2 separate regions of the Homo sapiens genome follow, and region 1 is linked to region 2. Evidence: chromatin loops called from intact Hi-C (ENCODE). Cell type or tissue: ascending aorta. All regions are shown on one strand. Links, peaks and the distances in the headings refer to the core of each region. The heading gives the core; the rest is flanking DNA.

What was found. Hi-C counts contacts between places; a loop is a spot of excess contacts. Peaks named below come from ENCODE experiments on the same cell type or tissue, not always from the same donor. Only the 100,000 strongest peaks of a DNase experiment are listed, where the experiment ranks them.
Region 1: it touches region 2 in a loop (4-fold over the local background); 4 of 110 quality-filtered maps call a loop at or near these places.

The regions. Positions count from the first base shown.
Region 1 is chr1:235,069,641-235,079,961 of GRCh38, reverse strand. It overlaps LINC01348 (long intergenic non-protein coding RNA 1348), which reads left to right and starts at 10,144. Exons shown (of 4, transcript NR_027454.2): 1 at 10,144-10,321. RefSeq lists an enhancer at 4,442-4,691. In ascending aorta, for the core only: no CTCF peak of the experiment used is centred there; DNase peaks (open chromatin) are centred at 3,901, 4,551, 5,001, 6,201 and 1 weaker place; H3K4me3 peaks cover 1,553 bases; H3K27ac peaks cover 5,299 bases.
Region 2 is chr1:234,529,233-234,539,553 of GRCh38, reverse strand. It overlaps LINC01354 (long intergenic non-protein coding RNA 1354), which reads left to right and starts at 7,775. Exons shown (of 3, transcript NR_038426.1): 1 at 7,775-8,026; 2 at 8,373-8,528; 3 at 9,212-10,321. RefSeq lists a silencer at 3,477-3,771. In ascending aorta, for the core only: no CTCF peak of the experiment used is centred there; DNase peaks (open chromatin) are centred at 5,413, 6,143, 7,783, 8,243 and 4 weaker places; H3K4me3 peaks cover 2,712 bases; H3K27ac peaks cover 8,000 bases.

The DNA of each region.
Region 1 (10,321 bases), core at 1,528-9,527, 540 kb before region 2:
CCAAACAATTACCAGGAAATACTGTCTCGATTGCTATTCCTGACATGTGCTGCCCTCTTGGCAGAGTTACTGGAAGGCTTATTACACCTTGCAAATGCTGATGGGGCACAGTTCCCAGAGTTGGAAAGGCTCACCCAGCGCAGGCCGCCAAGGCCTCTTGGTTTCCTCCCACAGGTGCCAGGTGTGTGCTCCACACCCCTCTGTTGGCCAACCTTGACCTTGAGCAGAGGCCCCGGCCAGCTCTCCCAGCCTGCTTGCAGGTGGGAGGCCATTCTCTGCTGACTCAGGCCCAGACTGGGGCAGGTGCATGCCTTCAACCCCGTGAGTAATACCGGCTTCTCATCTTCAAAGGGCCTTCCCAAGATTAACCAATTAGTCACCCCCAGGAGAGCTACAAAGCAGGTTATTATTGTCTTTATTAAGCCCATGGTGGAGGAGGGAAGTAAGTGGAGTCCCTATCCCAGGTCAGTGAGAAAACTGGCAGATGAGTGTGTGGATTTGGGCACAGGAGATGACAGCCACTCGGATTTCTCAGGGTGTTGGGGTGGGGGACGAACCAAAGGCAGGTAAAGTAGAGGCTGGAGCTTCTCACTGGTCGGGGTGGGAGAGACCACAGGGAGTATGTGGGGAAGGACTGAGAGGCTTAGGCTGATGGAAAAGGGCATCTTACTGAAACCAGAGCCAGTGGATGAAGAGACAGTTTGGCCTCAACTGACCCACAGAGGCCTCTGCCCTATGTTCTAAAGGATTCAGAAAACCGCTGATTGTGCTTGAGTCACTCTGCCTCTCTGAGACACCCAGATATTTGTGAAATGAGCCTTGGAACACTTTCCTTTTTGTATCTGTTTGAGGACTTTGATGGACTAAAAATGATCACAACACACGTCATTCAAGCACGTTTCAAATAAAAAGTGTACTATGAAAGCTTAGAAGGGAAGAGGTGGACATTGTTCTGGTTCACTCTGAGCCACAGGTGTGTCTCCTTCAGGTGCACGATGCAGAAAGTTAGAGGGTTTTAAAAGGTAAATCCAAGTCCTGGTGACAGAGTGAGAACCGATGCACCTTCTGGAAGCCAGACAGCAGAGTGAGCCTTCAGTCAGTCCTGTCTGCAGCTGCTTTTTATAAACTTGGCATAAATATGTGCTTGGGAACACCAGGACAGTGTGTCTGGAATATATTTCTACCATTAGAAAACACACACATACATCACACATAACACACATGCACATAACACACATACATACAACACACACATACACGCACACATAGCACACACAAACACAACAAACACAACATGCATGAACACACACAACACACATACACACAACACACACATACACATATGACACACATATGCACATACTCATACACACATAACACACAAGCACACACATAACATACACATACACACATAGCACACACATAACATACATACACACCACACGTAACAGACATGCACATAACGCACACCATACACACACACATAACACACAAACACAACACACACAACACATATGCACACACACAACACACACATACAACACACACAACACACATACTCATACACACATAACACATATGCACACACATAACATATAACATGCAACCATAGCACATACATAACCTACACACACATACACACAACACACACATACACATATAACACACATACACACATACTCATACACATAACACACAAGCACACACATAACATACACATACACGCATAGCACACAACACATTCCTACACACATACACACATACACATATGCACATACACATAACACACACATATACACATGCACACATGCTCAGAAACAACAGAAATCATGCATGGTACTGAGTGGCTTCACTTGTGTTTTTTCCTGTTTTGCTGCCAATTTTAGAAGGCCGTAAGTCATAGTTGTTGTTAAACTTTGTCAGTTAAAATGTAACACTAAGAACAAAGTCATCTGAGCTGCTGTAGTCAGATGGCTTTTAGAGAGAATTCATGGTGGAAGGCGCGCTTTCTCGTGCTCCGTGACAGCTGCTAAGTCGCGTGCCGTGGGTCTCGGGCATTTTCTGGTGTGTGTTACACACGGTGCCCACAGGGTAGTCCTGACTCTTCTGGGCCCTGGGCTCAGCATTTATGCCGCAGCTCCAGAGGGCCGCTTACCAGAGGAAAGGAGATGTGATGAGTCAAACTGTCCCCATGTACTCGGTGTGACCCAGGAACCAAGTGTGGTCTCCTTAGGGGTGATGTGTTACAAGTTCCCCACTTCTGTTTCTCCTAGAAATGACTGCATCCACTTTCTCATAAACCTTGACCCAGCAGAATTCAGAAATTAAGAGGCCCAAAGGGAGTGCCTGGCTTGGTTTGAGGCTGGAACAGCACAACTTCCTCACCCGGACTTGGGAGAATGGAAAAGCCAGGAATGGCAAGCAGCCTTTGTGCCTGGAGACCTCTAAGCTGTACTGTTTGGTTTGCTGTGAGACTGGAAGCCTTTCGAGGGCAGGGCTCTGTGTTTTTCCTGAGGAGTTCTAGTGCTAAGACAAGGCCAGGAACACAATGAGCCAACAGGCCTTTACAAATGCTTGTGCCTTAAAACACATGGAAGACAAGACCCCAGCAGGCCTGCTGGGAGCACAGCCTTCAGTTTGGTGAGGTGGTGGGAGGGTCCTTCCTCTTTCCAGCCCTCCTTTTCTGCCTGCTCTTCCATCTGCTCTTCTTCCTCATCTCATTACCCACTCTAGTGAAGCTTGGGGGCTTTGAGGGGAGCAGGGGGAGCCAGGGTGGGAAAAGGGAGGCTTTCTCAGTGACCAGGTCCCCACACTTTGAGGCTGGGTGTAATCTTTGTGGGGTAAAACTAGAATTTGGACCATTGCTCTGAAAACTAGAGCATTGCTTCCATCTGTGATCTGATCAGGGAATTATGGGCAGGGCTGACAGATCTGATGCCAAGCTCTGCCCTTGCTGTTCGAGCTACTTTCAGGATAAAGCACTGCTGTCTCTGTCTTTGATTCTCCATTTGTCGGAAGGGCACTCGTACCCCATCTGCTGCATGTGGGGGGACACTCCCTATGCATACCGTCCAGTGCCTCGATAGGAAGTGGAAAGGCCTATTCACTGCCCAGGTACCAGGCCCTCCAGGCCCCAGTGTTTTGTGAATTTGGAAGGGTTTGTGGCACTGGTTTTGAAGTGGGTCATGTTATGTTTCTGCTGGCATGCTCGGCGTTGCCATGTTTCTCTTTTTGGGCCTTCTTTCTTCCTTTAGAACAAGAGGGTTTTGTTGTCGTTGTTTTTGTTGTCGTTGTTGTTTTAGATGGAGTCTCGATCTGTTGCCCAGGCTGGAGAGCGGTTGCGTGGTCTCGGCTCACTGCAAACTCCGCCTCTCGGGTTCAAGTGATTCTTCTGCCTCAGCCTCCCAAGTAGCTGGGATTACAGGTGCTCGCCACTGTGCATATATATATATATATATGTATATATTTTTAGTAGAGATGGAGTTTTGCCATGTTGGCCAGGCTGGTCTCGAACTCCTGATCTCAAGTAATCCACCTGCCTCGGCCTCCCAAAGTGCTGGGATTACAGGTGTGAGCCACCATGCCTGGCTTTTTTTTTTTAATCTCTTCAATAAATACATATTTCAAAGCTACTGTGCTCACGGCACTGTGCCCAGTCTGCGTACTTTGGTGAGCAAGACAAGCCCCGTCTTCATGGAGTTTTCATTCTAGTGGGGAGTGACAGACATAGGCCAACTCACCCTGCAAATAACTTTCACTTCCAGTGATGACTCCAGCAATGAAGGAATGGTGCAGATTGCTAAGGTGTCCAGCAGGGAAGCCGACTTAGTCTGTGGGAGTGGGTAGAGGGCCCCTGGGATTGCCACCTCACCTCTCGGGGCCTTACCTGTGAAATAGGCTCACCACCATTTGCTTCATAGGGCGACCACGAGTAACGGGTAAAATAATGCACTTTGACTCATGCTGGCTACCCTCATGATTCCTTCCTAATAAAATCTCCAGTGACTAGTCTCTCATATCTACTGTTTCTCTTCTCTTTTGAATAATGTGATTTCACAATTCAACCTTGCCCGGACAAACAGGAAAACCCATTCCAAATTCCAACCTGGCTTTAGAAACATTTTCTTGGAGGGTGGTGGGAAGTGGGATGGGGGTTTGGGAAGGGATGCTCTCCCAGCTCCTTCCTTGCTGTCTCGTTGCCAACTCCAGTTCCCCGGCTTGTGAAGAGTGCGCGTGGGGGGACACGCTCTGATCCTCATACTCCGGGTGCCGCCCACCTGAGACCGCTCTGTCCTCTGGCCACAGCTTCCCAATACTCTGTCTACAGGGAAATATTTTAAAGACTCAGGAAGTGAACTCATTTAAAAAAATGTCCTCCCCCTACTTTTCCAAAACAGTGCAGCCTTCCTGGAAGAAAGCAAACAAAACAAGTGTGACTGTTTAGAAAACGATTGGAAAACCCATTCTGAACAGTATGAGTTTGCATGGCTCTCCTGGGCGGATGTGTCACCCTCGGCTGGGCTTACTCTGGCGTCTGTGTGGAGAGGAGGCAGGGCTGCCCACGCAGTCTTCTCAGAAGAGGCAGCTGATGGCTGAGTGGGGCCTGGGGACCAGTTCCCCTCAAACAACCGCGGGCACCTCACCCTTGCAGACCTCAAACACACAGACAGACACGGATGTGAGTCCACATATGTGTGTGAGGCTGCGTCCAGCTGAAATTAGTACAATGACCTAATCGCCGCCAAGGCGCGGACAACTGCTCTGCGTGTGGTGACTATTTTGGGTTTCTAGGTGTTCGCATGTGATTTGTGGCATTCGCAGTGTTGTTATTAATAACACCGTTGGCTGTGTGGAGGCTGAGGATGAAGCCTTTTCAATTCAGCCATCTGGTCAGAATGCTTCTCCTTTGATGAGGGAAAAAACCTTTGCTGTGTTTCAACTGGAACGCTGCCTCCCAATTAAGGTGACAGCAGATCGCCGAGTCGCCCTGTCTTTGCAGGAAGAGCCAGCCAGGCTCTAAATGCCACTCTGTCCGGGAGGGAGAACGCCTTTCCTATTGATTGTGGTTTGGTATGCAGTTCAGGCACTGGCTCGAAGGGACGCTGGGCCAGGAAAGCCAGCGTGCAGTGTTTACTGGGTTGGCTGCCTTGGCGCTCAGGTTTTCCATTGTCAGGCAGTGACAGTGCTGCTCAGACGCTCTCAGGAGACGTTCCCCTGCTTTCATAACAACGAAGGGCTTTTTTGTTTTCTGACTCATCTTCAGAAGATCTCCCCCACTTCGTTTGAAAGTAAATATAATTAGTAACAGGCAGACATACTGTATATAGCCAGCCCTGCCTATGCAAGAGAGTTATAATTAAACATGCATGCTGTCTGCTGTTCACTGTCTGCTAAAGGCCTTGCTGAAGTCACCTGCAGGGAGAGGGGTTTATCTTGAAGCAGCAGCCTGGGGTGAATGCTGCAGAGAGAGAGAGAGGCCTGTCCCACCTTTGAGTCGAATGTCCAGTCTGAAGCTTAGATTGAGCTGTTGACTAAAGGGGAGGTGTGTCCATCGGCCCTTGGCCTGCCTTCGCCTGGGTTCTTCTCCATTCTCCACCTTGGGCAGCCCTGGGTGACCCTGTGTGGTCAAGGTTGGGGCTGGCCCCTCTTGGAGACAGAGTGATGGTGGCCAAGTATGGTTGTCATAGTAACGAGGTGGCTGCTGCCACTGCTGTCGGCTCAGGAGGCACCTGCCTGCTTGCAGGTTACGATCTGCCCTCCCGAGGCTGGGGAGCCAAGACTACTTGCCTTTGTTCCCAGCTCCCTGCCTGCGATGCTGGCAGCAAAATCTCAGCCCCGCCCGGCAGGGCAGGAGCTCAGGTATGTTATCCCCAGGTGACCCTCGGCCCTTCTTCTTGGCTAAGGGTAGGCTGGGTGTTTGGAGGCCACTGTCCAGGCCCATAGAGAGCTCAGATTCTGCTGAAACCAGTGGCTCAGGCAGCCCCAGGAACACACACACAGCTTGTGGGAAGATTCTGGGACCACGGCACGGCCAATGGCAGGAACACACACACACCTTGTGGGTAGATTCTGGGACCACGGCACGGCCAACGGGCTTTGTGACACAGGCTTGGAGACACAGGAGAAGCTGCTGTGCCTCCTGCTCCTCCGGGGGGTGCGGCGGTGACCGGATGACTAGTTGGCACAGTCCTTCCTTGGCCTGGATCAAATGCAACAGGCGTCATCTGAGCCCCGGGCACCTTTCCCCAAGTTGCTCAAAGTGTTTTCCGAGCAAATAGTTGTTTCATAACACCCGTGAGAAGTAGGTGGGGTGACAAAGCATTCTTTGTCCCTGTCTTGCAGATGGGGGAATTGAAAAGCTTGCCGGTCCTGGTGGTGAGGCCAAGAAAGGGAGAAGGTGCTCTCCTGCCCAGGGCTCTGGGTGTGGAGCACCGGGGCCAACTCGTGCCCCGTCACCAACTCCTGTGGAAATTGGTGCAGCTCCAGCAGAGAAGGAGGCCAAAAGTGGAAGAGGCCCAGGGCTTCTCCCTTAGCACTGGAGGCCTCAGATGCAATGGCAGGAGCTCGGCCGTGGGCCCCACTGTCTGAGGTGTTGAAACTGGCCATTGGCAACTCGAGAGGTGTTGGTGCTCTCCTGCTCAGCTTGCTTGAAGTTACTGGACTCTTGGAGGGGGTCAACAGATGCTTTTTAAGCACCCTGTTCTGGCCCAGGAATTGTTCCATTCCAGTGGTAAATGAGGGGGATGTGGCCCCGCCTTTATGGTGTTCATAGGAGACATAGGAGACAGTCAATACATAAAATTAAGAAGAAATCATTTCAGAGAGTGACATGCTATAAGGACACTAAAAATGCATAATGGGACAGAGATTGGCTAGAGGGGAGGGTAGGAGAGGAGGAACAACTTTTTTATTTTATTTTATTTTATTTTATTTTATTTTATTTTATTTTATTTTATTTTATTTTATTTTATTTTTGAGATGGAGTCTCACTCTGTTGCCCAGGCTGGAGTGCAGTGGCATGATTTCGGCTCACTGCAACCTCTACCTCCCAGGTTCAGCAATTCTCCTGCCTCAGCCTCTTGAGTAGCTGGGATTATAGGCGCCCACCACCATGCCTGGCTAATGTATTTTTAGTAGAGACGGGGTTTCACCATGTTGCTCAGGCAGGTCTTGGACTCCTCACCTCAGGTGATCCACCCCCCTTGGTCTCCCAAAGTGTTAGGATTACAGGTGTGAACCACTGCTCCTGGCTATTTTATTTTTTGAGACAGGGTCTCACTCTGTCTCCTAGGCTGGAGTGCAGTGGTGTGATCATAGCTCACTGCAGCCTCAGACTCCTGGGCTCAAGTGATCCTCCTGGCTCAACTTCCTGAATAGCTGGGACTACAGGTGTGCACCACCATGCCTGGCTAATTTTTAAAAATATTTTTGTAGAGATGGGGTTTTGCTGTGTTGCCCAAGCTGGGAACTCCTGGGCTCAAAGGATCCTCCCACCTGAGCCTCCCAAAGTGCTGGGATTACAGATATGAACCACTGTGCCTGGCTGAGCAAAAATTTTAGATAGGGAATCAGAGAAGGTGTCTGCACGAGCAGCTCCGCAAAGGGCAGAAGGACCCAGACCAGAGGACCAGCATTCCAGCGGGAGGAAACAACTGCGGAAAAGCCCTGAGAGGGGAATGAGGGTGGCCTGTCCAAAGCTTGGGGGAGGACGCTGCTCTTGGATGGTAGCAAGAGAGGATGTGAGGGTGGTGAGCAGGGGTGTGGTCCTGTAGGGAGGACCTTGTGGGTTGTGGGGCCGTGTGTGATTCTGGATGCTAGGGGAGGTGATACATAATTCAGGATTTCTTGGGAAGATGGTGCCCACTGTTTTTGTTTTTGTTTTTTTAAGACAGAGTCTCACTCTGTCACCCAGGCTGGAGTGCAGTAGCACGATCTCAGCTCACGGCAACCTCCGCCTCTTGGGTTCAAGCGATTCTCCTGCCTCAGCCTCCCGAGTAGCTGGGATTACAGGCATCTGAGTCCACTGTTGAACCCACCTACTGTATCTCATTGCAGGCTCAAATAATAGCCATTAATGCAATGTAGGTTCCAATCCCAAGTCTCCAAGCAATGATTTTGGGGCAGAGGTTGTACTATACATACACCTATAGATATTTCTTGGCATCTTATTACAATGCTTTGCAATGTGGCATGGGGTTTGTTTCTCAGATTTTACACAGGAAGTTTAGTTACTGATATATAGGTTGAGCATTCCAAACCAAAAACCCGAAATCCTCCAGAAATTGAAACTTTTTGAGCATCAGCCTGATGTTCAGAGGAAATGTTCATTGGAGCATTACGGATTTTGGATTTTTGGATTTGGGATGCTCAACTGATAAGCATATTATGCAAATATTCCAAAATCCAAAAAAATGCAAACTCCAAAACACTGTGATTCCCAAGCTGTTTATTATTTTTTGAGATGGAGTCTTGCACCGTTACCCAGGCTGGAGTGCAGTGGTGTGATCTCGACTCACTGCAACCGCCATCTCCTGGGTTCAAGTGATTCTTGTGCCTCAACCACCTGAGTAGCTGGGATTACAGATATGCGCCACTACGCCCGGCTAATTTTTGTATTTTTAGTAGAGACAGGGTTTTGCCCTGTTGCCCAGGCTGGTCTTGAACTCCTGGCCCCAAGTGATCCTCCTGCCTGGGCCTCCCAAATTGCTGGGATTACAGGCATGAGCCACTGTGCCTAGCCCCCTAGGTATTTAAATGAGAAGCATATTCAACCTGTACTAGAAACATTGTGTTATGTCTTTCCATGTCCCAGAAATGGATTCAGGGACATCATTTCTATTCCTCATAGAAATGAGCCATCTTTAGGTGTCTGGGCTTGGTGACTTATGCCTGTGATCCCAGCACTTTGGAAGGTTGAGGCAGGAGGATCCCTTGAGCCCAGCCATTTGAGACCAGCCTGGGCAGCACAGTAAGACCCCATCTCTACAAAAGATAAAATTATATCACTTCTCAGCCTTTTAGCTAAGATCAAGTACAAAAAATAAAATTATTAGCCAGGTGTGGTGGTATGCACCTGCAGTCCCAGCTCCTCAGGAGGCTGAGGTGGGAGGATCACCTGAGCCCAGGAGGTTGAGGCTTCAGTGAACCGTGATTGTGCCACTGCACTCCAGCCTGGGTGACAGAGCAAGACCCTGTCTCAAGAAACAAACAAACAAACAAACAAACAAACAAAAAACTCCTTGGGTAATGACCCAGCGGTCACCCATTGTGACCAGTTTTTCCATGGGACTGAACCACTGTCATTTGTCTGGTGCTTTATAACAGCTTACAAAATACTTCTGCAGCCACTTTCTCATTTGCTTTTCCCCAGTGCTCGTAGCGTTATTGGCGATGTATAGATGCAGAAGCTAAGAGAGGTTAAGTCATTTGCCCAAAGTTACGGAGCAAGGGGAGACCTGGACCTAAGCTCCAGTCCTTGGCCTTTGCTCTCAGACTTTCCCAAGTCCCTGCTGTGGGGCCTTTGGTGGCAGCGGGCCAAGGCAGTTCCGGGCACCTGGGCTGACTGTGTGACTGTGAGTTTGGTAAGCCGAGCCTGGCAGGTGTTTGCAATTCCCTGAGCTGGCTCCTGGGAATGCATTCTGTGCCATGCAGGGCCGTGTTGCAACGTGACTAATGGATGAGAAGGTTGAGGAGGAAAGCCATTACTTCACCAATGTGAATCAAGGTCATTCGTCACCTCGGGAAGCACACGGAGCTGCGACGTTCAGGAGGGAGGCACGCTGCTCCCAAGCCAAACCACGATGCAGCCTGGCACCAGTCCCATGCAGCAGGGAGAAGGGGAGTTTCTGGAAGCGAGGATGAGCTGGGCAGCCAGGCCCAGGGCCCTGGCCGTGCATGCATCAGCCCCTCCTGAGAAAAAGAGCTCAAGGACTACATGGGGTCTTACCCACGAGTGGGGCAACGGTGCAGTTTCCAGGAGGCGTTGGCAGGAGCTGACCGGCCACTGACGCTGGCCGGGGTCCCTAGGGGACAGGGACTGGAGGGTCAGCGGCCTCTGACCATCCAGCGTCATCTGAGGAAATCAGGCCAATCGTGAGCCACCAGAGTGTCCTCACCGAGACGGCCTCTCTCCCTAGTATAACAAGCCACATTTGCTGCCTTTCTGGGAGAGTTAGAAGCAAGCCACGTGGGTGACTTCTTTTCAAAGTTCTCTGCCTCAGAGGAGGAAGCCCCATGGGTGGAGGCCAGGCCCGAGGCCATCCTGCTCTGGGCCAGAGCGTGCCTGTGTCTGATGAGCGAGGACATGCCTCGTCTGGCTGAG
Region 2 (10,321 bases), core at 865-8,864:
ACCTGGTGGAGATTCCCTTGAAGTGTGGATGAGTGTTTCCTGTGTTGTTGCTTCAGAGCAAAGTGGTGTCTTTGTGTGTGTCTATTACAAACACATTAACCACACGTGTGTCCCATCTTCTCCCTTACACCACGCAGCTAGGGTGATTGAAACACGACATTTTATACTCAAAAGCAAATTACAGCAAGGAATTAGTGTGAAATTACTATCCTCCTCTCAGAGTTCCTTTTTAAAAGTCAGCAGCAGTGCTCAGGATGAAAGTTGGCCTGTCAAACAAGTCCATTCAAGCTTGCAATTCCGCTGTCATTTCCCCGACGGGCTTGTGATAAAGAGCGAGGGAAAAAAAAATCTGCCAAAAATAGTGCCACTGAGAAACCCAAACCATGGCAAACTCAAGGGCCAACACCACCCGCTGCACAGCCCTCTCGGATAGGACAGCCGCTTCACGGGCTTGTTCTGACAGAGAAGTCGTGTTCCAGGGTGTGTGACCTCAGATTTCAGCACCAGAAAGACTTGGAGAGGAAGGCCCTGGAAGAGCTGCCTCTGTGAATCCCCGAAGAAAGGGAAGGGAGAACAAAGTTTACACTGAACATCTTGACTTCCCAAACAGCATGTTGAGGCAGTCCCACGGCGGACAGGTTTTGCGGCAGGCCTGGGACTCGCCCGGGACTGCCGCAGCCTGGAGATTCATCTAGAAAGAATATAACAAGCCTCCTTCTCCCTGGTGCCCATGTTACTCCCTGTTGCTACTCTTTCCGAGCCTTCAGTTCCCTGGGTGGTACCCTCAAGTGTGAAAGAGGGAGTGCCCCTTGGAAGCTGGGGAACGATTTAGGCCCAGGAGAAAATGGAAGCAAATCCAACAACCGGTGAGCTGTTAAAGAGGCCATGCGCCTGGTAGCAAGAGCTCTGGATCAAACGGCATGTGCGTGCATCCCATTCCTGGCTCTCTTGCCAGCTCTCAGGGGAGGTGGGCAGGCCGACTTCCCAGCTCTGTGCCTCTGCTCCGAGAAGTAAGACAGGAGACCTCTCCTGCCAGTTCACTGGGAGGGTTAATGCTCCGAGAGGCGACAGGTCATGTCTGTATACAGATTCCGACTTCGCTGTTTCAGCTCATGTTTATCATGCTCCTGGGGGTGCCCTTTGACCATCCTAACCACCCTGACAGCTAGGTATCCTGAGCTCCAGTTTACAGGTGAGACCATCGAGTCTCTGAAAGGTTAACTAACCTGCCCCAGTTAACACTGCCGGGAGGTGGCTGAGCCAATAATGAAATCCAGGTCTTTGGGTTCTAAGTCCAGTGCCTGCCATAAAAGGAATTTCTCCAGCCTGTTTCAGTGGCAGTGGCTGCCATGCAAATGCAATCTGTTTTCGCCTCCAACACGTCACATCTCTGGGCAGAGATTTTGTTCCCACCTTTGTCGTCGTTCTGACGTCCCACCACGCATTTGCTGTGAGGAACAACTTGCATCATGAACCAGATTTTAAAGTTGTTGCAAATATGTATCTAGCAACCATAAAACCTGATTTGTGTTTCATTTGTAAGCATACCAAATGAAGCCACGGAAGGGGCTGTGAGGATTGCAATGTGGTACACTTTTCTGGGTAAAATGTTCTTAGAGGGGCCACAGCTAAAAGGCAGTCTATTGTTTAACAGGCCTCAATGACAACCATAATAATCAATGTAGTTATTATCATGATTGTCGTCACTGCTAGATCTTACATCTTTGTGGCACTCCGATCACTAGCTAATCAGAGCATTCACCTGGGCCTGGCTTGCCCTATTCTCACTGTCTGTCTTTTTTTTGTCACTTATCACAGACTCCTGCAAGCAGAGTAGCCCTTGGGGAGGTTTCCCCGGGGACCCTTTTCTTTGGCATCCTTAAACAGCTGTCACACTGTCCCAGTTGTTTTTCAAGAAGAAAGTCCCCAGGGTTTTACTGAGGCAGACTTGAACTTGACCTCGTCGTGTTGATTGGTTCACTTTTGCTTCCCCCTGGAAAGAGGGGTGCCAAACCCTGGGTGCCCATGGGTGGATCCTGGCAGCCTTCTACCTTACAGCTCATCACCTGTTTTTTTCTACCCAGAACATGCGTTTGGACATGTAAGGATTTCAGCGGTTCCTGCAAAGCAAACTTCTCTGGAGGAGCCCGAGAGACCTCTTCTGTACAGAATAGCCTTACACCCCATAGGGCAGTCTGTCAGCAATGCATTTGAAAGGGGAGCACATAGGTAATGCATTAGGTAGGGTGGTGTGAGGAAGGGGATCATTCAGCACCTGGTCCTGAATGTTATTTGCCAGGTACTTTTAAATAACTTCTGTTAGCTATTACTCCTAAACATTCTTAGGGAGCGGGTAGGAATTGTCCTCCTTTTGAGAATAAAGAAACCAAGAGACAAATGTCTTCAGGGACACATCCAAGGAGGAAGAAGAGGTGAGAGCCTTTAGTAGTGAGGGTTACCCTTAGCTACCGTCCTCTGTCCTCCTTGGCCCCATGGGCACCCAGGAAACACACTGCGGGGGACGAATTCTGGAGCGTGGCTTTCATCCAGGAATTGTCTAAAACATTAACTGGCTGAAAGACAGGATCTCAGTCATTCTCACACAGCAAACGCAGGCTCAGAGAAGTAAGCTATCCGCAGCAAATCACAGGATGAATTAGCGCCCAATAAGCACGGAGAAAGAAGGCTTCTTCCTCGCCATCCACTCCCCGGGCCAGCTTTGAAGAAAGATATATTTTTAAATGCAAGCCTCGTAGAGAAAATGTTCCCTAGCACGTACCCATAGCCTACTAATGGGGCAGTTGTTGGCAGCTAGTACCATCAGCCCATGCTCAGGATTGTGTTCACAATTTTTATTTCTATTCTCGGCCCCTGGTATATGATAGGGGTTGCTGTCCCTGGAGACTTAGGGGCACTGATGAAAAAGGTTTCAGTAGGTTCTTGCCTTGCTCTCAATTCAAGATTGATTTTGTTCAGACTTTGGGCCTGCAGGCCTGAGGTCATTTACTGAGTTAGTAACCATTTTTGTTTGTTTGTTTGTTTGTTTGTTTTAAATTATTATTCTTCACACAGACTCCATGTAAACTGCCCAATGCTTCCCAGAAGGCTGGCGGCCCCTGCATCGCTCTGAACTGAAGAGGAGCTGAAGTCACAGAAAGCCAGCCACTACTCGATTGCCCAAGAAGCAGTCGTCGCACTGGCCCAGCTTCACAGCGGCTCTCGAGTGCTGAGAAAACCCACTGGAAGGGCTTCCTTTCCCTACTCTGCACATGAGAATAGCCATTCCTGTGTCAGTTTTGCTTCTTTCTGGGCTCTCTGATTAGGATTTATTTCCTTAGCTAGAGAAAATAAAGGGACCTTACAAGGCCTAATTAGAGCGACTCCTCTCTGATGTATTCAAGACACCCTGCTGAATTGGACTGGCAAGTCCCTGTGTATTGTTATTATTGTTGTTTTAAAGAAGCCATTTCTGACCAGGGTGGCTGAAGGAGACGCCCTTTGTCGGCCTCTCATGGTCCTGGCCCTCGCCAAGGGAACTGTTCCTGAACTGCTGTGTTTATTTGAGTTATGTAATATAAACAGCTCCAAGGAGATGGGCTCCTCCACTTTTGTTTTTAGACTCAGCCTCCAGTTGCCCTCTGCAGAGCTTGTCGCTTGGGTGGTTTCCTCCAGCATTCTTTGCTTTGCTGCTGGAGAACAAAATAGCCCTGCCTTGACCCTTCTCGGGGACCAGCCCTTTCCTTTCAATGGCCCAGCAGTGAAAGTGAGGGGCAGCTTATGCTAACCTCCGCCAGGGCTTGAGGGCCCGTCCAAACCCAACAAAGAGGAATCGGGGATGGGTATGACTTTCCCTGTGACTTTTTCACTGATACATGTTTCCTCTAAGTCCAGAGCATCCCCAGAACATTTCAAACATAATCCCACTTTGTATACGGATTCACACCCGATTTTTCAGGAATGCATCCGATGTGTAAAACCCATGACTATAGTTAGGAAGATAAGTTCAAAAGATGTGGTAGATACCAGCCCCGCATTACTTTACTATTCACATCTGCTGAAATCACACATTTTCAAGGCATGTCCTTGCTAATTAGAGCAAGCTCATAGTTTAGCCCCCCAGTGGCTCCACGCAACAGAGAAACACTAAATCTTCTCTCTCTGAGTCTGGCTTGGCACAATGGCATCCGAGGTACAGTGGGATTATAACACATTTTTAGCAATAGGTTTCTTAAAACAACTCTCGAAGTGTTGAGTCTCTTATTCCTTTATTTACACGGTTGTCTTAAAGCAGATAACAAACAGTTTCAGAAGAGTCATTAACTCTGAAATTTCTTATTGCAGGTTCCATCTCCTTCTATAGAATTTCATTTTGCAATATTCCCTCTCGCTCTCGAATCACCCCAACACACATTATCTATCAGGGTCACCCAGCAACCCTGGGGTAAGAAAGATGTCCTTTTCATCTCTTTAGAACTGTGAGTCTGGGGGAGAGGGGATTAGAGAGGTGGGAGGCACAGAGGTTTGGAGAAGCAGGTCCCTGGAGGCCCAGACAGCAGGAATGACCTTGAATGGAGCAAGGGGGAGAATCTGCCAGCCACATTTATTTTCCCATCGGATTCCCGGAAAACTTACAAAATATCTATATTACAGCAATGAGAGGGACCCAAATAGAATTGGAGATTTTTGTATTAAGAAATACTTCAAGATCTACCAGTCGGAGCCCAGTTGGGGCCGCCAACAAAGCCACACAGCATCCTCTTGTCTCTTACAGCCTTTCAGAATCTCTGTGTATTTTTCGAGCAGCAGCAGCAGCAGCAGCTTCCAACTCTTGCACATTTGCTAATTTGCCAAGTCCCCAAAGCTGCCCTGCTGTCTCTTTCTGCATTTCCCTCTTTCAAGGTCAAACTCCAGTGCACCTCAAACTTCCAGTGTTTTTCAGTGCGGTGTGAGCCTCTGCCTGCAGGGCCCCTCCCCTGAAGGGCGGGAGTCGCCAGGGGCCAGGGTCCTTGTGAGGAGCCCAGAGGAAATCTGTGCAGGCCTTGACTTTCTCACACATATTTCAGATGTGCAGGGTTGTGATTGTAAACAGCGTCTTCAGAGCCGGCCTCCCCACCCGTGTCCTGTTCATATCACCCTAGGGGTTCCAGTAATAGGGCGTAAAAGCAAACAAAGAAAAACAGTAATCTGGTGTTCCAATTGCATTTTTTGTTTTTAGAAAATGTTAATGATAGGTTATTTGATTACCCTAGGTTTGGCCCCACGCGCTCTTGATTAAGCACATCTGGTATTTAGTAACAATATAAGTAGCAGGAGTTTTTTTGGCACTTGAAAAGCAGCTCATCCAATGTTGCCATGCAGTTTGGAAACTCGTCAGTGAGGCCAGCCAAACTTGTGGAGATACAAGACTTTTTCTGCAGGCTGGGCAGCTGGCCAGAACTGCTAAAAAATGTGAATTGGCTAAGAACTGCTGCCACGCAAACACTTCTGGAAATTTCTGTGCTTGGGCCTGCCAAATCCATTATGCACAACATGAATTACAAGAGTTTCTATCTCTCCAAGCAGTTGCTTTTTGAGCTTAATTCTCCTATACGCTTTATGAAACGCCACACACACAACCAAAAATGAGAAAAACACCCCCAAATCCACTACCATCCTTTTTTTTTTCTGTCTTTTTCCATTTGGGTTGCCAAGCTCACAGCTTTTCCTGAATTAGGAGAAATAGCCTCAAACTTTGGTTTGAATTACATTAAATCTAAATGTGGGAGGCAATTGTGCTTCCTGGAAATTCTAGAAAGGAAGGATGTTTCGCATCAAGGAGACAGCCTAATATCTAGGTAGGAAAAACAATAAAATGCAACAAAAGAGCTTGGAAGGGGAAAAACATATACGCCCTGTTCATGTCCAGCCGTTGGGATTTTGGCCTTGTGGGAAGATTTTGCTCAGACTAGAAAGAAATGCTGTGAGCGGAATGTGCCTGTCTTGTGCTTAAGACTGCGGCCCTGCTTCGAGATGCACCGAGCCCGACGTCTTGGGTTTCTATTCACATCCCTGCAGACTGTCAACCACATGGGCCATTTTGGAAGCAGGGTGTGCCAAGCAGGTCAAAGGGAGAGCACGCAGGAAAGACAGCCAGTCCTTCCAGTCCAATCCTGCTTCTTCCCATGCCTTCCCTCCCTTCCAGGGCTGAGAAAGGTTTGCATCATGTATTTTCTGAATCCAAATTGAAACTTGTCTTTTGCTGGTGATTCAGATGTGCAGGATTACTCAGACTCTGCCTAGGATTGTTTTGAAGGGCCTGCAGCTCCACTCCTATTCTCCAGAAGCACTGGGATGACATTATTCATAGGGCACACATAATAGCTAATATGAGGTAATCACATTAGCACATTCTGAGACATAAAGTACAGCTAAATCCTTCCAATTCCCACTAGGTGTAATGCTGTCTTGACACACAGCCCTTTTCATGATAACCGTAAGGTCACTTCTCCATCATCCCTCCCCGATCCCTTTATTTTCTGGAGTATCTTTTGTCTTAGATACTCCTGTCAATTTCAGCCAATCAAAATTGACGTATTCTAAGAGCTAGTGGTCCCCACTGTGCCATTCCATCAAGTTGCTACTCGAGCTTGCGTCTCAGTTTCTCTCTCTGTTAGGAGAAAGGTTGTGTTTGCAGGTGGCCATCCTCCCAGGGCATGGCAGAGCCCAGTACGGCAGAAATGTCATGGGATTTGGCATCAGGTTCTGGCTTGGACACTTGTAACTTTGTGTCCTCACTTCTAAAATGGGAACAGGAACGCCTTCCTCACAGCACAGTCATGAGGAACCAAACGTAATGATAATTATGCAACTGCTTTGCAAACAGTAAAGCAATATACGAATACGGCTTGTCATTATTATCTTGCAAGGCCTAATTGTAGAAATCTGACCACTTACGTTACTGTGAACATGATATAGAGAGTGTGGGTCAAGATAGTCAATGCCCGTGCAGAATGCAATGTGGGAATGTATTACAGCTGACACTGCCAAGTGATTGTTGATTTCTGCAGCTGATGCAGGTTGACCTCTCTCAAGAATAATTTTTAAAGTATGTCACTTGCTCCTCTCTTTCTTTCTCTGTCTGACTTTCTGTCTCTGCTTCTCTGTCTCTCTCTGCCTCTCTGTCTCTCTTTCTCTGTCTGTCTCTTTCTTTCTGTCTCTGTTTCTCTGTCTCTCTTCCCCTCTCTCTGTCTCTCTGTCTCTCTGTCTCTGCCTGTTTCTCTGTGCCTCATTGTCTCTCTCTGTCTCTGTCTCTGTGTGTGTGTGTGTGTGTGTGTGTGTGTGTGTGTGTAGGTGTGTGTGTCTTCCTCTCTCCTTTTCTCTCTCTTTTCCTTCAGGAATCAATTGGTAGAAATCACTATTCATATGCCAGTTTACTGTATTGACCTAAGAATGAAGGTGAGGTCGCCAGTGCTAATTAAATTTCCTTTCCCATAGTGAACTGTATCCCAGAACTAGAGTTCACACTAAGCAGTTAAACAGGTTTGGGCATTCGAAAAAAGAAAAAAAAAAGCTGGGGCCCCAAGAAAGCACTCTTGGCCTCATTTCTATTTGGCTCACATTGCCTGTCCTGTTCTTGGCTTAAATTTGGATCACAGGACTCATTTTCTCATTTTCCTTTTCTCATGTTCCTGGATCTTTGTTGTAGAATTGTAGGAAACACAGAGTCAGGAGAGTCAGCCAAAAAGTATTTCTCCCCTCCCTGGAAGGTCTCGGGCCCTGCTCAGACACCACATGCGCAGGGCCGACTGCATTCCCACGGCGACGGCCTCCTGGCCCGCATCATGACTGTTGTTTTCCTCGCGGTGGCCATAGCTTTTGGATTTTACATTCAGATTGGTTCAAGGGGCTTTTTCCTTTCTCTGTTTGAAGGAAGCCACCCTCTCGATCCCCAGTCAGCGTGGCGTCCTCTCAGCAACCCGCTCCTGGTCTTGCTTTGACTCCTGTGCTCCCGGGCTGCCGAGAACACGTCTGGAGCTTTTAAATCAGGGTGAGTCCCAGCCGCCGAGGAAGCACTGAACAAAAAGGCCACCGCTGGGGAGCTGCAGGGGCACAGACGGAGCCTGGGAGCGGGGCTGACCATGGGGAAGAAGGGGAGGTGGGAAAGAAGGCCCGGCCACCTCCACTGCTACAGCCACAGCGACAACAGTAGACAGTGACAGGCCCTGCCTGCCACGCACTGCAGAGTCTGTGGCTCTCCCCTGTTAAGTAAGAGCAGTCGGCGCTGACGTTCAGTGAGGTCATGAGGATACTCACAGAACTTTCTGGAATAAGGGTCAGGCTGCGAAGCATTCCCCAGACATTGTAACATCCAGCCAGTCACTCGTGGCATTTAGCTTTTAGGTTCATCTCTGTGAATAATCATCACAAATATTTACTGAGCATCCTTCATCTCCTGGAAGCCTCGTGGATTATCTTGCTGAATCCTCACCACAGCAGCCCGCTGAGGGAGGTGCTATCATCGTCCCTGTTTTTCAAGGGAGAGAATCAAGGTTTGGGCAGGTGCAGTGACCTGGGGCGGTGCGGGGGGTGGGGGCGGGGTCTATTTCTGGCAGTCCTTCTTACGCTCATCCTGACTTAATAATACTGTTTCTGCATTTACTGCAAAATGGGCTCCCCCAGGGGTTACCCACAGAGACACATTTTCTCTTTTCTCTCCTCCACTCATGAGCTCAGTTGCGTGCTACGTTATCTGCCTTGTCTTCCCAGGCGTACTTTAACTTCTGCAGAGCAGACTGAAACTATGTCCGCCAGGCCAGGGCTTTCATTGCCCCCACCCAACTCTCTCCTGTCCCTGCCCCTACCTCATCCTATCAGCTAGCCGTCAAAAGAGCAACCGGAAAATCCCACACTTTGGTTAATAAAGCTAATATTAGAAAGAATCACTAAAAGTTAAGCTTTAGGGTCGAATCCATTGATAAGTGTTTAATACACTGACCATTTCATCTGATATTTTATTTTTTTAATTTTAAAATTAATTAATTGTTTATTGTTTATTTTTTAGAGACAGGGTGTCACTCCAGAGTGGAGTGTGGTGGTGCAAACATAGCTCACTGCAGCCTCCAACTCCTGGGCTCAAACAATCTTCTTGCTTCAGCCTCCCAAGTAGCTGGGACTACAGGTACATGCCACCACACCTGACTAATTTTTTTTGTTGTTTTTTTGGTTTTTTTAGGGACAAGGTCTTGCTATGTTGCCCAAGCTGATCTTGAACTCCTGGCCTCAAGCAATCCCAATAGTTCGGTCTCCCAAATTGCTGAGATTGTGGGTACAAGCCACTGCACCTGGACTTCTTCTGACATTATAAAGCAAAGAGCATTTTCAAAAGCTGATGCTACTTGTGCATATTCCATATTTGCTGAGCGCTTACTGTGTCCCCATTAAGTGCCAGGCACAGTTTTCAGCACTGCTTTAAAGTGTCTACAAGCTTAGAAAGGGCATAGGCATCTCTTGAAATCCAGTGTTCTAGGGAAAGTTTTTCCTGTGGTTTTGCACAGAACCCACCGCTTCCTGTCCAAGGTGACAGCTTTAGCTGGGAGAGAAATTAAAAATGCCTCCTTGGAATAGCTATCTGATGTGTCTAAATATGATTGCTGATGTTAGCAATAGGACCTGCCTATTAGCAATGGTTTGGGCAACTGTATGTGTGAGGCAGGGAGAGAAAGAGGAAGAAAATACAGCTCTCACTATTGTTTCCAAATGGCAAGACTGGTTTTCCTGCTACCTACTAACCAGTGTAGTTATTAGTGTTACATATCACCTCTGCATCTTATTTATGTAATATTCCAAGAAGCTAAAAAAAAAAACCTCTTTTTTTTTTTTTTTTTACAAATCTTAGATTTTATGAACACTTGCTAATAGCCCCCCCCTCCTAGATCGTCATTGCTGTGTAACAAATTGTCATACATTTAGCAGTTTAAAATACCACACATTTACTCACAGCTTCCATGGGCCACGAGTGTGGGGACGAGTGACTGGGTCGTCTGCTCAGGGTCTCTTACAAGACTCCATCAGCGTTTCAGCTGGGGCTGGGGTCTCATCTGAGGCTCAGGGTCCTCACTCCAGGTCACAGGGCAGAATTCATTTCTTTCAAGCTACGGATCTCATGGCAGCTTGCTTTTTCAAGGCCAGCAAGGGAGAGAGTGAATCTGCTGCTTTTAGTGTCTGACCTCTCGATCTTCTTTTAAATGGCTCATCTGATTAGGGCAGACCCACCCAGGATAATCTCTCTTTTGACTAACTTACAGTCAACTCATTAGAGATCCTAATTACATCTGCAAAAATC